3 separate regions of the Homo sapiens genome follow, and regions 2 and 3 are each linked to region 1. The links are chromatin loops, found by intact Hi-C in ENCODE. Cell type or tissue: ascending aorta. All regions are shown on one strand.

Evidence for each region. Peaks named below come from ENCODE experiments on the same cell type or tissue, not always from the same donor. Only the 100,000 strongest peaks of a DNase experiment are listed, where the experiment ranks them.
Region 2: it touches region 1 in a loop (2.3-fold over the local background); 4 of 110 quality-filtered maps call a loop at or near these places.
Region 3: a loop joins it to region 1, with 3 times the contacts of the local background. A loop is called at or near these places in 6 of 110 quality-filtered maps.

What each region holds. Positions count from the first base shown.
Region 1 is chr7:151,242,026-151,247,025 of GRCh38, forward strand. It overlaps SMARCD3 (SWI/SNF related BAF chromatin remodeling complex subunit D3), which reads right to left. Exons shown (of 13, transcript NM_001003801.2): 2 at 3,435-3,646; 3 at 1,634-1,676; 4 at 696-818; 5 at 456-578; 6 at 112-207. Among named protein-coding and RNA genes, the nearest start is that of SMARCD3, 4.2 kb to the right of the region's middle. RefSeq lists enhancers at 2,613-3,187, 3,188-3,761, 3,762-4,336, 4,337-4,910 and silencers at 3,424-3,723, 3,744-3,823, 4,898-5,000. In ascending aorta, CTCF peaks have their summits at 2,473 (motif pointing left) and 3,620 (motif pointing left); DNase peaks (open chromatin) are centred at 1,252, 2,446, 3,636, 4,589 and 2 weaker places; H3K4me3 peaks cover 2,436 bases; H3K27ac peaks cover 3,327 bases.
Region 2 is chr7:151,757,088-151,762,087 of GRCh38, forward strand. The region is part of intron 3 of PRKAG2 (protein kinase AMP-activated non-catalytic subunit gamma 2); the gene reads right to left. Among named protein-coding and RNA genes, the nearest start is that of PRKAG2-AS2, 47 kb to the right of the region's middle. RefSeq lists an enhancer at 1-2,932. In ascending aorta, a CTCF peak has its summit at 2,638 (motif pointing left); a DNase peak (open chromatin) is centred at 2,639; H3K27ac peaks cover 891 bases.
Region 3 is chr7:151,078,539-151,083,538 of GRCh38, forward strand. It overlaps FASTK (Fas activated serine/threonine kinase), which reads right to left and starts at 2,271. Exons shown (of 10, transcript NM_006712.5): 1 at 2,147-2,271; 2 at 962-1,384; 3 at 304-483; 4 at 24-163. The coding sequence starts at 2,228. It overlaps TMUB1 (transmembrane and ubiquitin like domain containing 1), which reads right to left and starts at 4,955. Exons shown (of 3, transcript NM_001136044.2): 1 at 4,896-4,955; 2 at 3,637-4,055; 3 at 2,547-3,362. The coding sequence starts at 4,025. The coding sequence ends at 3,011. RefSeq lists enhancers at 614-1,590, 1,591-2,566, 3,284-3,578 and silencers at 2,006-2,685, 4,719-5,000. In ascending aorta, no CTCF peak of the experiment used is centred here; DNase peaks (open chromatin) are centred at 1,147, 2,313, 2,909 and 4,713; H3K4me3 peaks cover 4,056 bases; H3K27ac peaks cover 4,082 bases.

The DNA.
Region 1 (5,000 bases):
GTGGGGCCCAGGACTCTAGGGTGGTCCCTGACCCAAATCTGTGCTGGTTCTTCAGGGATTCTGGCCTGTGGGAGGGTGGCAATTCAAGGGCGGAGGGGCTCTTGGTCTTACCTCAACGAGGTGGTTGTCAGGGCCATAAAGATCTTTGTCCAGCTCGATGACCAAACTCTTGAAGAAAGAAGAGAACTTCCGCTTCTGTTTGCTGGGCTGTGGGAGAGCAACAGGGACCATGGGGGCAGAACAGGGACGAGGTGGGAGGAGCAGAAGGAGGCCAAGTTGGCAGCCGACAGGGCAGTGGGCTTAGATGAAATCCTCTGCACTTGGAATGTCTCTAGGCCTGCCCCTCCACCCAGCCTGGGCTGACTCCCTAGCCCTTAGTGCAGACACCTTGTTCTGTTCTCAGTGCAGCCCATGCCCACCCCAGGACACCTGGAGAGACCTGGGCCGGGACGTACATCATCCAGGAGCTTCCCCTCCACCCGTAGCTCCCAGGAGGCAATGCTGCCGTCGGAATCCTCAGCATCAGGCTTCGCAGGGTTAAAAGTGTTGGAGATATAGAGTCGCAGCTTCCGCTTTTGCTGTAGAAATAGAGTGCAGAACCGGGCGAATGCTGTGTGCTCCCACCCCGACCACCCTGCTTCCCCATCCTGGTCACACAACTCTAGAGTCCCCTTCCTACCCCCGAACTAAGGCACCTTCATGGGCCTCTTCAGAGCCTCCTGGATGTCCACCCGCTTCCGCATGATGGTTTGATCCAGTTTCCTCTCAAATGCCAAGAGGTCCATGTAAGCCTGGGACTCGGGGACCAGCTCCCGAATCTGGAGAAGGAGGAGCAGGGCAGGAGTCAGAGGCTCAAGTCCAGGGTTGTACCATGGAATGTATGCATGTTGTGCAATCCTAGGGTACAAAAGATGTCAGGGGAGCCATCCTACTTTTGGGCATGTAGCTTTGACAGTGGGAACAGGACCTCTCCCCAGGATGCCATTATCCAGCAGTAGGGGCCTTGCTGTGTAGGGATAACAATTGCTTCTCCCTTTAGGAAGTGCCTTGTGTTTCATCATCAGGGAGGAGGTAGCAACGGTGGAGCTCAGCAAGCACTAGCCTTTAGTCTCCTCATCTTGTCATTGTCCATATCATATGCCTGCTGGGCTTCCCCTGGGCCCCTGCAAAGTGCCTAGTAGGGGCTCAATCCCTGAGACAGTTGGACAGCGGTGCTTTCTTCTCTGCTGGCACCTTGCTCAGCCCCCACACCTGTCCCAACTGTGCTGTCCCCATACCCAGCTGGACCTGGGTCTCTTTAGGATGCTCAGGATCTCTGGCCACCTTCTATCCCCTTCATTCTGCCTGGCAGCTTCTGATCCCCTAGCTCTTGCCCCCTCCTGGTCCCACAGCTCTATAGTACCACTTGGATCAAACCCCCTGACAGGCCCCTGTGTTCTGGCCCCAGTGGCTCTGCTGCTTCCCTCCACCTCACCCCCTCCCTCTGGCCTGCGGAGCCTCACTTATTAATGAGCTTTTTTAAACAAAAAGTGAAAGTGACTGTGATGCTGAAGCTCTGCTTCTGAGGGGGGAGGGGAGGGCGGAGCAGCAAAGGGTGGGGGGTGGGCTGGGGGCTGCTGTGAAAGGCACTCACCCTTTGAGGGAGGATTTTGTCAGCCATCTTCCTCCTCTTGGCACTGTACATTTTTTAAAGAAAAAACCAGGTTACCATGGCGACAGATCTGGGCGTAACGAGGCCACCTGCTAGATTATCCCGACATCTCCGCCCGCCTGGCTGGGGTTCCCACAGCCCACTTGTCTGCCCGCCCAAGGGCTGTGACGGTGGTGTGTGGAACCGGTGCTCTGTCCTCTCTCAGGACACAGGAGTGACCCATCCATTCTCTGGCCTGGGAGCCCCCTTCTACCCTGCCACATCCTCAGGGACAGAGAAATTTAGACAGGAGGGACTGGCTGGTGGGGGCGGTGCTGCCAAAAGATGCGAGCTGCAGAAGTGTTTGAGGAAAGGTGGGGATGAGGGAGGACAAAGGAGAGGGAAGCCAGGTTCTGAAGACCTTTTCTGGAAAGCAGGGGGTGCCCTGTCCAAAGGGGCCTAAGCTCAGAGGGAGGGAGAGAGACGAACTCCTTCCTATCCATGGAGCGGGAGGTGACGGTGTGAAGCTGGCGGGACTTGCACCCCTTCCAGCCACCCTGGGCTTGGAAGAGAACGCTGATGGGCTGGGGGTACTCATGCCCTGGGACTACCTGGCAACAGGGTGAGGGACATGCTGCAGCCATAGGCGCCCAGAATGTGCATGGGTGTGACTTCAGGCTGAGGCCAAATTGACTAGGCCCGGGGTAGTAGCAGCTGGATGTGGGCTCTTTCTGACCCACTAGCTGCTTCTAACTAACCCAAAAACCCCCAGAAAAACCTTGGCGGGTCAAGAGATGAAAACGCAGCCCAGAGAATAGCTCCATACTGCCCCCGTGTGGTGTTCTCAAGCACTGCCCCCTCCCTATGCAGAAATCTAAGGCTAACAAGCGGATTTCATTAAAGGTCTGGTTTGTTTTAAACAGATTATCTATGTGTAACTCTCCATTTATACAAGATAAATCAGGGAATTACCATTTGCTGTACAAAATGACGATGCACTTTACTAAAGAATTCATCATGGGATTCCTATAAGTGGTGATTTTTTCCCCGATGTGTAAAAAATAATAATGAGGTAAAATTGATATTACACCTTTTATAGAAACCCATCTGTTGTGCAAAAAAAGCATGTGTATTTGGCTAAATACTGAAACCCGGAGGGGCACTGCTGTTGCCAGGAGCCAGCAGGGGCTTTGAGGGTGCCACCAGCTGCTGGAGGAAAGCAAGGAAATGGGCTGGCCCTGGTGGCTTGAGAGCAGACCTGGGCCAGAGTGCCTAAGAATTAAGAGCAGGACTGGGTAGAGACCACCTACCCACAGGGCAAATCCCCAAGCTCCACCCCCATGGTCAGAGAGTCCCATTGAGAAAATCTGGAGTGGCTTTGAAACAGCCCGGGGGCCGGCAGGAAGGCTCAGCGGAGAACCACACTTTGGGGAACACAGTCCTACACCTCTGCCCTCAGTCCCACTGGAAGCCCCGCCCCCACCCCAAAGACTGAAGCATCACCCAGAACCTGATGGGTGGAGAGAAGGACTGAGCAGGTGACAAGGAGAAGGGTGAGGGGAGCGTGCAGGGAAGCGGTACCGGCTGCCGACGCCGCAGCCTGTCTCTACCGTGGGCACACAAAAGAATCAGGCCGGTGCCCCCTAAGCCTACCTCCCCAGAGGGCATTCGACCCGGGAAGCCTCGCTCCCTGCTAATCATTCTTCCTCGCCCCTTCCAATCCCCGCTACTCGCTTACCTGGTCCCTGCGGGTCCCCCAGGGCCCGCCCCTGCACGCCCCCTCCTCGCCGGGCCTCCCACTCACCTGCGGCTCCGCGCGGGGGCGGTGGGCACCGGCTGGCCCTGGCTCTGTGCCTGGCTCTGCCCGGGCGGGGGCGCTGCTCGCTTGCGGGCGGGCTCCATGCCCGCGGGGGCCAGGCCGGGTCGCACGGCGGGGCTGCCCATGTACGGGGAGCCCGGGGGGCCCATGGGCGCCCCCTGGTGGGGCATCCGGGCTCCAGACGGCATCCCGGGGCGCTGGGGGTGGGCGGGGGTGAAGCAGAAACGGGCGCCCGTGGGTCAGACCAGGGCCCCCCGCTCCAGGCGCGGTGAGCCGGCGTCTCCCCTCCCCCACCAGACCCTCGGCTGGTGACCCTGAGCGTTGAGCGATGGGTGGGAGCGATGGGTAGGAGGGGCAGGGGCGCCGGAATCTGCGCGGCTCTGGCGGAGGGGCTTGGCGTCTGGCTGCAGGAAGCTAACTGAAGCCAGGCACCGCACAGGGCATTGCGAGCCTCGGGGCTGCGGAAGGTACCGCAAAAATGAATATTAATGGCGCCTTTCAACCTTTCAAAGATGTTCACATCCACATGCTCCTCTGCAAGACAGCCTGAGCAGGTCCTTTCATCCCCACTTGACGGATGGGGCCACTGTGGCTCAAGGAGAAAAATGACCTCGCCAAGGTCACACAGCTCATCCTGGCCCAGGCAGCCCCTGAAGGGCTGCCTCCTGGGGGCCCAGGGCTTTGCTCTCTGCGGCTTGGTTGAGGTCCGGTACCCGGCTCCCTGCTCCGACTTCTGCTCCTCCTCCTGCTCCTCCTTCTCAGGCTCCACTTCTTGGGCGGTTCTGCCTGGTACTCACTAGCTCATCTCAGCCACTCTGCTCCCTGTGTCCCTGCTTTTGACCCTTGGGTCCCAAACCCCACTCCCCTCGGCTGACTCCAAGTCCCCACATCCAGGGTCTTCGCTGACCAAGCTGCCCCCATAATTTGCTCCCAGGGTGAGGGCTGGAGGCAGGGCAGGCAAGGGCAGCCTGCTGGGGCGCCCCAGACACAGCCAGGATTCTCTGATTGGGAGGAGGGGAACTGCGTTAGAGGTGGGCTGCCCAGGGGGGCCTGGGGTGGGTCAGGGCAGTGACACTTGCACTCACATTTCCCTTCCTGTCTGCCCAGGTCAGCAGCCACCTCCTCCTCTTCCCATCCCCACCCCAGTGAGGTCAGCAGTCAGGGTTCATGGGGGCTGTGGAGACTGAGAGGAGGCGGCTCCTCCTCCCTTGCCACTACCCCTGGGTGGTCAGATGGGGTGTAAATGAGATGCAAATGCATCGAGCGAAGTGTTCCAAACCCCACTTGTCCAGACTCCAGAAGGGAGATGGGGAGGGCCAGAGAGAGTTTCAGGGGCTGTGAAACAGAAAGAGCGGGGTGGGATGGGGACTGGGACCACGAAAGCAGGAAGAAGATCAGAGGGCAGGGGATGCAGACCCTGGCACTGTTAACATGGACACACCACCCACCTCACCCCCAGGCATGAGGAGGGGCCCCCTTGGGCTTGCTGTTTTCCTTCCAACTGCTACCTCTCCCTCCTGGTCCTCCAGGCTCTGTGTCTAACCCTAATGT
Region 2 (5,000 bases), 520 kb after region 1:
ACTGCCTGGCGTTTGTTCTGCGGGGCAAGCTGGAGTGGGGTGCTCCTCAGCCCCGGGAGCCCTTGGGATGGAAATGCAAGACTCAGAGGCTCTAAATTAAAGTCTTAAAAGCTTGGGCTCATTCCTCCACACAAAGCACAAAACCTTTGGCATTTTATGGGAAAACAGACTTTTATTTGAAAAATAAACTCAAGTTGCTGGGATATAAAGGAAGAGCTGTCTGTGATCCAACGCTGAAATGGTGTGAAAGGACCTGAAGTTTTACAAGTTAAATAAACTTCTCTGAAAGACTCATTCGAATTTCAAACAGCTCCCAGCACAGATCCTCTGAAAAAGATCCCCAGATGCAGCAGGATGAGACACAGTGCCCGCTCCAGGGTGGGGGTCAACCATGTGGAATGGGAGATTCGGATTCAACCACAAACAGAGAAAATTAAATTCCTTTTGGATGTTCAAAATACACATGACCTCGGTCATAATTGTGAGCTAGTCTTGGAAACGGACAGGGGGAAAATCTACCATTCCACATCTCTGGCAGAAACCCGGGACTTACTTCCATCCAGCGGATCCTCTGTGCCCTAAGAACCCCCCAAACCAGACTCGCCTCAAAGGCGTTCCAGACGCATTCTGCTGTTCTCTGACCATCTAGGGTGGTGTTTTCCAAACTGCAACCACTGCCCCCGCCACCCCATCATGAAATCAACCGTGTGGGTCAGATAAAGCAGCTGAAACAATAGAATCGAAAATAAAGTACCTAGTCAGGGTCAATATTGCTTCGTAAAAGGGCTTTTGTTGATGTGTTGTATGTGCTGGATTATGCCATCAGATGGATTTGTTACTGTGGGCTGCAGTCAAAACGTTTTCAAACCACTGCTGCGATGAAGCCCTGCGGCTCCGCTTTACCATCTCAGTGCTGTAAATCTTCCCCGGGTGTCAGAGTATATTCTCCACCTTTTGCTTTGTGCTTGTCCCTACCAGACACCATGGTCATCACCTAGAGTAGCCTTCGGTGTAATCAAAGTAGGTGGCTGTCTAGGCCAGTGATTTTCAACTCTTTTTTTTTTTTCTAGTAGGACAAAGATAATGTCCCAATGTCCAGCAGGGCTGATCCTGTCAGTAGCAGTTACTGGGTGTGCCCTGCTGCCCCCATCAGACAAGATGCCATTTCTTGCTCCGTGGGGGCCAGCTGGCCAAAGGCCACCTTGTCTCACTCCCTAAAAGCTACCACTGCATGATTTTAGGGTTCTGGGAAGACAGTCGCTTCCAAAAAGAGAATCTGTGGCATCTGGTTTTGATGCTAGGAATTCTTTCTTTGTTATGAGATAAATGTGTCAACTACCCCTGAACTATGTCACCTTTAAGTTCTATAATGTCTATTTTAAATATTTTTGCCAGAACTGTTTCCATCTGAGGGAGGAGGGAAAAGGATAAAGGCATGTTGAGCTCTAGGAGCTGGGAGCCCACAGAAAGGAAAACAGAGCAGGGAGATCCAAGGTCCCCAGAGACATGGTGTTCTTCCCATGTTGGGTGACCATCAGTGTACCCCAAAGGTTCCAAACCCCGAAGGCACTGATAGACCTGGGGGGATGAGGAGGTATGAACTGGAAGAGCTTGGGAAAATAAGAGGCAAGTGCATGAAAAGCTCAATATGTGATTTTTAAAGAGACAAGAAGGCAATAGGAAGTTATCACGAGAGAACACAGACTGCAAAGAGACTTAAAATAACAGCTATATTTCAGGGCTCTGGCAGATTGCTCAAGGCAAACAGAATCCAGTAAGGCTTTCTGTAGCGGGCAAGACTTGAAGGAGGTCTCTGAGGAGGCGGGAGACCATGCTAATGTATCTCCAGATCCACTGCAGGGACCCCTCACTGCTCACCCCAGCCCTGTCTCTACCATCTCTTTACTGCACAGTAGCCAGACATCTCTCTGCATTGCATCCGATCGACATCCGATGGCTTTCTGTATCGCTCAATTAAAACCTGGAATCCTGACCTCTCCTGCAAGGCCCCGCCCCACTCCCTGACCTCACTCCAGCACCTGCTCCCTCCCTACTTGGTTCTGGCCACATTGACCAGCTCCCTGCAGGCTCAGAGGCTGCTCCTGCCTCCGGACATTTGCATCGTGGGCCCCTCCGCCAGGCGTGCCATGGCCTCCACCTGTCCTCTCCCTGGCTCCATCTCACCACTGGCCAAATGTCTCCATGTCAGAGGCTATTGCTGACTTGCCCACATAGAGCAGCACCCCCGCAGCCCCTCTCCTTTGACTGTTGTTCCTCTTGGCACTTGGGACACATGACACTTTTCCACCTGTGGTACCGATTGTCCCTAGAATGGTATCCCCACGAGGGCAGGGATGGGCTCATTCACTGCTGCGTTCCCAAGGGCCCAGCACTTAGCAGGTTCTCATGTAACGTGGTGCAGGTGAATATCCTCCATGCCAGACAACTCCCCTTTGAAACGCCTGGGCAGGCAGGTATCCTTGTCCGCTCCTAACACCAGCTTTCTTCTGTCTGGGAGGCGCATTTGAAGGTGAACCGCACTGGAAAAAACCCAGGCAGGAACGATACCTGCTGCTTTCCCCCAGGCAGGACCAACCTGCTCCCAGCACCAGACTCAGCATGTGAGGCTATGTCACCCCCTAGTGGTCACTCTGTCACAAAGCCAGAAAAACCAGAGGTGGGCTCCGCCTGGCCAGCTGTTCTCAGGGCCAAGGGGACCCCGACCTACTCTCTCACCCAGACTTTTTCTACGAGTGAACTCAGATGTAAACAGACATTCAGAAAATAAAGGTGAAAAGGCATCTAATATTGAGGCCACATTGTCTTGAATGAGGGAGAGATTTAACATCGACATTCTTCCTTCTAGTACGGGCTCCAGGCTGAGCGGCTGTCCCAAGATGTGGACTGTGGTGGGGTAGCACCAAGTCATTCCTACAGAGTTTCTCTGTTCATTGCAGATTATGTGGGAATTTATCAAAGATTAGCCTTTTCTTTTTTTAAAAAAGGAAGCTGAGATGGGAGGCAGGCCAGAGAGAACCTAGGAGAAGTGAATATACAGCAGGCAGAGCCCAGACCTGAGCAGCTGGGTCTCCCAGAAGCCTGTCTCCATCAGCCTGCTTTGCTTCCTTACTTCTTTGAGAGAGAGCTGGGTGTTTGTTTATTGTTTTTGAAACAGAGTCTTGCTCTGTTCCCAGGCTAGAGTGCAATGGCAGGATCTCGGCTCACTGCAACCTCTGCTGCCCAAGTTCAAGTGATTCTCCTGTCTCAGCCTCCTGAGTAGCTGGGATTACAGGCACCCACCATGCCCGGCTAATTTTTGTATTTTTAGTAGAGACGGGGCTTCACCATGTTGGCCAGGCTGGTCTCGAACTCATTATCTCAGGTGATCCGCCCACCTCGGCCTGGCCTCCCAAAGTGCTGGGATTACAGGCATGAGCCACTGCACCCAGCTGAGAGAGTTTTTTAAAAGCTGGGGACTGCCCTACAGCATGAGGCTTTTGCTAATGTGCACTTAGCATTTCCTCTGCCCCAGACCTCTGAGTGGCTCTCTCTCTGGCTCCAGTGTGGTCTCCTTACCAGAGAAGACTTCCCTCGCCATTCCATCCAAAGCAGCACCCACCCCACTACCCACTCTCTCGCTCTGCTTTCCTTTCCTTGACAACGTGGGGGCAGTTAAAGTCTATCTGTGCTCCCGTGCCCCATCCCTCCTCCAGCCCTCTGTCTGGAAGATTCCAGGCTAGCTCTGCCAGCTTGGCCATGATTGCCTTCAGCCAAACAGCGCACCTTGTCCATAGCTCCCCTGGGGCAAGGAGATGTGTCAGGATAAAGTTAGGATGGCTTCGTGGCATGAACAGAAAAAAATAACTGAAAGGAGGCTAAGCCACAAGGATGCTTATCACCTACAATAACGAACAGTTAGTAGGTAGGCAGTTGCAAAGCAGGTCAGCTTAGCGAAACTGCCTTTGCAAAAGTATCACTGTTAGGAGAAATCTGACATAGCTGATTCCATATTGCTTCTGACCTCCAAGTGTCCTTGGTCATTCCTGGGCACACACAGGCCAAGCTAATTTTGGGAGAAATTTAGTTTATAGTTTAAACTACATACAGTTTAAAGCAAGGATGATACTAGCCCTTCCCCAAACTAAAACACCATTGCAAAACTAATGAGAGGCCGCAAGGTTAGGATTGAGAGAGGCCTGAATTCTGCTAAGATGTAGGTGTAGTTAAATGACAACCAGCCATTGTCCCGAGGTCACAAGATTTGTAACTTCCCCAATTACTCCTGTAGATAACATCACTATTAGAGAACCTAAGATTGGCCTTTTGAGATGTCTTTCCAGACTTCTGCATTTCTGGCAACCAATTTGACCTCACCTGGACTCCTGACTCACCACCCAACCAGTCCTGTGGCCCCACCCAGAGGAGGAGTCAGTGTCATTTTCCACACCCCTCTGAAGGCATCCCAACTAATCAGCTGCACCCATTCCCTAGTCCCTGCCCGCCAAACTATCCATGAAAACTGCTAACCTCTGAGCCTTCAGGTAGACTGACTTGATTTGATAGATAACTGTCCTGCATGGCATGACCGGACTCATGTCAGTTAACTCTTTCTTTACTGTGACGCCGTGGTCTCAGTGGATTGAGTTTCCCTGTACAAGAGGCGGAAGGACCCATCGGGCAATGACATTGGTGCTGCCAACTGCGTGGAGAATCACCTGCCCACCTTTCCACTCAGCCACCTTGTGCCTTGACCTTTGTCCTCATGGCCCTAGAAACCATGTCCCCAGACCACAGTCAAAGGAAGAAAAGGAAATTTATCCCCGTGTGTCTTTTTTGTTGTTGTTAGGGGACGCACGTTTTTCTTAAATCCCTAGCCGACTTCTCCCATTCACTGGCATGTGGGAAGGGGATACTTCTGACTGAACTAGACCAACTGCAGCTCATGGCCTGGGGCCATGCCCTGAGTTAAACCAGGTTCTGCTATGAAGAAACAAGAGGCA
Region 3 (5,000 bases), 160 kb before region 1:
TGGAGGGTGGGTGGCAAGCCCACCTTGCTGCTGAGTTGCGTTTCCTGAACCACCAGGAAGTGGGCAATGGCTTCCAGAAGCTGGGGCTCCCGCAACCGGTGCCGGGCCAGGTGCTGGGCCAGGAGCACCATCACGTGGGGAGTCAGTTCCTCTGGCCTTGCCTCTGTGAAGAGCAGCCTGTCACGCTGGGCCTCAGCCGGACCTCCGGCTGGCTCAATTCCACCTCAGCCCAGCCAACTGAGCCCACCTTCCTCCTCCTGTCAGCCCTCCCCACCCCCATCTGATTTTAACCCCCTCCAGCACCTGCCAGGCTGCTGATCAGATGCTGCCGTGGATACCGCAGAAAACGGGGGCAGCTTAGAGCAGCTTCCAACCCTTGCCCACCTCGGAGAAGGGGCTGCAAAGGGGGAGGTGGCTTCGGAGGGAGGCGGAGCCTTCGCTCCTGTTCCAGGGCACACACCAGGGGACCATCAGATGGAAAGCCTGAGGGGGAGAGGTAAAAGGCAGCCTGGTAACAGAGCTGTGCTGCTGTTCTTATCATGGGGTTACTTGGTGAATTCTCCACCTTTCTCCTCTCCCGTTTCCTGAGCGGGAAGGTGTGCTAGAGTTTAAGTGCAAACACTAGAGACATGTAAAGTATCATGTGGCTATGAGGTATCGAAACGGTTTGTAGGGAGTACATACAAAGATGGCAAATAGGCTTTCATCTCATACCAATTGTGACAAATTATGGTGGCTTCCTAGGGCACTCTATTAGCAGGAATCTGGGGTGGCACCCTAGCGAGGCCGGAAGGAGTGCGTTCGACTCATGATGTCTGCCGCAGACATAGGACGGGAGCAGGAGCAAGCGTTCCTGGGCAAACGCCTGAGAGGCTGGGTCTCTGTCCGTGGTCCTCTACTGTTCTCCCTATTCTTCATTAACACCTAGCCCCCCAGGCGCCCACCTCAAGCCCCTCCTCACCAAGTAAGACTGCAAGGTGCAGACACACGTGGATGGTGTGAATGTCAAAGGAGGGGCAGTTTCGGATGATGAGCTGACTCAAGTCCTGCAGTGTGACCTGCTCCACAGGAGGGGGCCGTGGCCGAGACCCCAAGAGCTGGCCCAGACGACGAAGCGCCACCGAGTAGTGGTGGGCGCGCACCTTGCTGGGGTTCTGGCCCAGCCAGCGCAGCAGCTCCCCAGGGCTCTTCGCCTGTTCCAGAAGCCGCTGCAGTCCTTGCACAGGACCTGCACTGGGGCCTCCTCCAACAGGCCGGTCCCCCCATTTGCTGGGCCCCAAACAGCAGGGCTGTACTGGAGGGATCAGCAGCAGGCCAGACAGCCGAGCAGGGGAGGTCTGAGCAGAGAGCAGGACTCGAAGCATGGAGTTGGGTGATGGAGACCCTGAGGGGCAGCCCAAAAAAGGGGGTGAGGTTTTCTCCAAAGGGGAGAAAGACCTGCTACCTACTGCTTACCTCACTCCTCATTTAGGGGGCCTGTGGTCAGAGCAAGCCTTTGTGACTGCTCTGGGCCTCTTCCCCACCCCGCCCCTCTGCCTCCTTCCACGCCTTTGAAACAGCAATCATAATCCTCAGTGCGCTCAGCGCAGCACTACTTGCAAAGCAATTCCACATGCACCATCTCTGATGCTCCTTACACGCCCATGAAGAGTAGGCAGGGCTGGCATTACCTCATTTCACCGGTGGAGAAACGCAGGCCCAGAGCAGCGAAGGGGTTAAGTTAAGCCCGAGGTCATTAACCGGGTTAGTGGTCGCGCCCAGTCTGGAGCCCAGGCGGCACCGGCGTGCACTCTCCCGACCACCTCCCTCTCCCACAGGAGGCGGCGGCGGCACAGAGGGTGGAACGCGGGCTCCGCGGCTGGACGGTGCTGGGTTCCATGCTGGGCGCTCCCACTCACCAGCGGCGTGACCTTGGACAAGTGGCTTCGTCTCTCTAAGTCTCCTCACCCGTGAAATGAAAACGCAGCGCCCACCTCGCAGGGCGCGCGTGGAGCCCGAGTGCACCGCTTTGCGATGGCGCGGAGTCGGCGAAGTCGGGGGCCCCAACACCCACCCCGGCCCAGGGACGCCAGGAGACCGTGGCCGCTGCCGCTAACACCAGCTCCCGCTGCCCTCCCGCAGCCCTCCCCGCAGGCGCCACCCCTACATGACTCCCCGGGCCCTGCGCAGGTCGCTCCCTCAGTCGGTCTCGGGGCCCGGGGGCCGGGTTCCCCCCGCGGCCTCCTCATCGGCTAGCCACCGAGTCCGCCATCTTCCCAGCAGCCCCTAGATAGCCGCCCGGACGCCAATCCCGAAGCAGCTATCGGTCTTCGGAGACGTGGCTCCCGGCAGGCACTGCGAGCCAGGGAGCCGCGAGCCCCGCCCGCGGGAAGTGCGCGCCCGGCGCCGAGGGCGGGGCCACGGAGGCCGGCGCCAAAGCCAGAGCAGAACGCTGGGGAGAAGGGAAGGCGGAGGGCCAGACCCCAGGCGCAGTCCGTGCCCTTCTCTCCCAAGGGGCGAGGACTCCCCGCCCGCCAGCCCGCACACACTCAGACACACTGCAAGAGTGAAAACTTCACAGTTACTTTAATCTGCACGGGTTCCGGGGAACTCCTCTGCCCCTCCCCGCTCCCCTTCACCAGCCTCCCACCGACCTGGCGTCCCCAACTCAGCCCAAGGAGCTGTCAGGGATTGGAGGCGGCTGGGTCCTCCGGCAGAACACTAAGACGGGCCCCCGGGGCGGCCCGGCTCTGCCCGGGGCCGAGGCAGCGACAGCAGATGCCCGACCCCGAGGAGCCCACTCCCAGTGCGGGCTGAGGGTCAGCAGCCCCGGGAGGTGGCCCCGAGCCCCGGCGGTCGCAGGGCGGGGCCTCCGCCAGTCCCGGGAGTCCTCTGCGGCGCAGGGCTGGGCTCCAGGGCGGCGGGAAGAGGCAGGCCGGAGAGGCGGGCCTGGGCAGGCAGCAGCTCCCGCCGCGGCGCGGGGAGCAAGGTCCGGAGGGGCCGGCGACGCTGCCAAGCGCCCGCGGAGGCACTACGGGCGGTACATGGCAAAGGCCAGGAGACTGAGGAGCAGGGTGAAGCCGGCCAGGCCCAGAGTGGCGGTCAGGGGAAAGAAGGGCCGGTACTGGATCTGGCAGTACCAGAGCAGCAGCAACAGCAGGAGCAGCAGGGGCAGCAGCAGGCTGCCGATTTCCAGCCCGGAGGGGCCGGGCTCGGACCCCGGCGGGCAGGGGGGATTTGGGGGACCGACTCTCGTGGACACGTGGCAGTGGAGAACGCAGTTGGGAGGGAGGTGAAGGCTGCCCAGGGTCTGGGTGTCGTCGCCTAGCAGCTGCCCTTGGTAGATGAGTCGCACCTGCTGTTCCCGGCCGGGAAACTGGGTCCTGAGGAGAGAGGGACCTGGGTAAGAGAGCAGGCCTCAGGCAATCCTAGTCCCTGGCCCCGGAACAGCACTCCCACCCTCCCCCTGCCCTCCACAACACACCGGCCCTGGCCTGGGAGGGGCCGTCTGCCAGGGGAACAAGTACAGTTGTGATCTGGGGCGCTCAGCGCCTCCAGTATAAAGGAGGGCTGGGTCTTAGGTGTCTCTGGGGGCCTTCTGCGACCACTCTCCCAACCCCTGTCTTTAGCATTGCTCCTGCCTCTTGACCTACTTACCTTTTCAAGGAGCCAATGGTGTCGTGGGGCCAGGCCCTGGCCACCTGCTCTGAATCATTGAGGAATTTCAGCCGTAGCACGAGGGGCTCCTGCGGGGAGTCCGGGGCTGGCGGTGTTGCTGTGAACCCCGTGCTGGGCTCTGGCTGTGCAGCTTGACCTCTGTGTCTCAGGCTGGGGGTCTCTGCCCCTGGGGCCTCCCCTCTCATGCTGTCGGTAGCTGCCATGGCTGCGCTGGGCTGGGATGGCGTTGGGGTCCCTGACGGCTGGGGCAGTGGGTCCCCGCCCTCAGCGGTGTGCGTTGAGACCCAGGCAAGGGCCAGCACCAGAAGGCAGGCAAGCACCGAGAAAAGGACGGTCACCTCATCACCCACCCCTTCAATCAGGGTCATGGCGCCTGCCTTGCCCGCCGCGCTACCGAGCTGGAGAGGCACAAAGAGCCCGTGAGGCCCGGGCCCCCTGGCCAGGAGCCCTGGAACCTCCACAGGGTCCTGCCCTCACCCCACCGCGACGCTCCCACCGTCCTCAGCCTCCGTCCCCTCACCCACCCCAGGGTACCGGCTTCTCTGCCTCCCAGTCGCCCCAAACTTGCCTCCGGGTGCCCCTTCCCATCGCCGAATCCCAAGTCCTAACTTTCTGTCATCTGAGCTCGAGGTCTTCAACCAGCTCCCAACTCACCCAAACCCTATCCCAAGGTAAGGGCCTAAGCAACGCCTCTCCTAAACTTCACCCCAACCAAACTTCACCCCCAAGCGTATCTATTCTCCTGCCCACTTCACCCCAGTGTGTCTACTCCTTCACCGACTTCACCCCAGGCTCATCTACTCCGCTGCTAAAGTTTCTAAGAGGTGGGGGTAGAGCCTCTGTGCCCCCACCCCCGCCCCCCGCGTTACGGTTCACCTAAACCCCACCCGCGGCACAGGACTGCTTCCCAGGCTTCCCCCACAGCAAACGTCAAACTCCGCCCCTGGGCAATCTGGAGCCACCGAGCGTCACCACCCACCCAGCTCGGCCCCCTCCAGGTCCCCTCAACCCCACTCCGCGGAGGACTAACTCCGCGCCTCCTCTGGAAGTCTCTCCAAGCCCCCCGGGCTGCCTGACCCCAGATCCCGCCCGGAATCCGAGACTTCACGTTCCCCACCCCCACCTCTCATCACCCCTCCCACCTTCCCGCCCCCCGAAGCCGCAGGAGGGCACGGCGATCCCGGCCCGACCGGGGCCCTGGGCGGCGGGGTGGGCGCGGTCACGGCGCGGGGACTCACCGCCCGGCTCCCCCAGCTCCATCGCGGCCCCTCGGGCACTTCCGGGCGGGAGGCGCGGAGGTCGCAGGCACCTGAAGCACCCCTCCTTCCCCGCCGCCGCGGCCC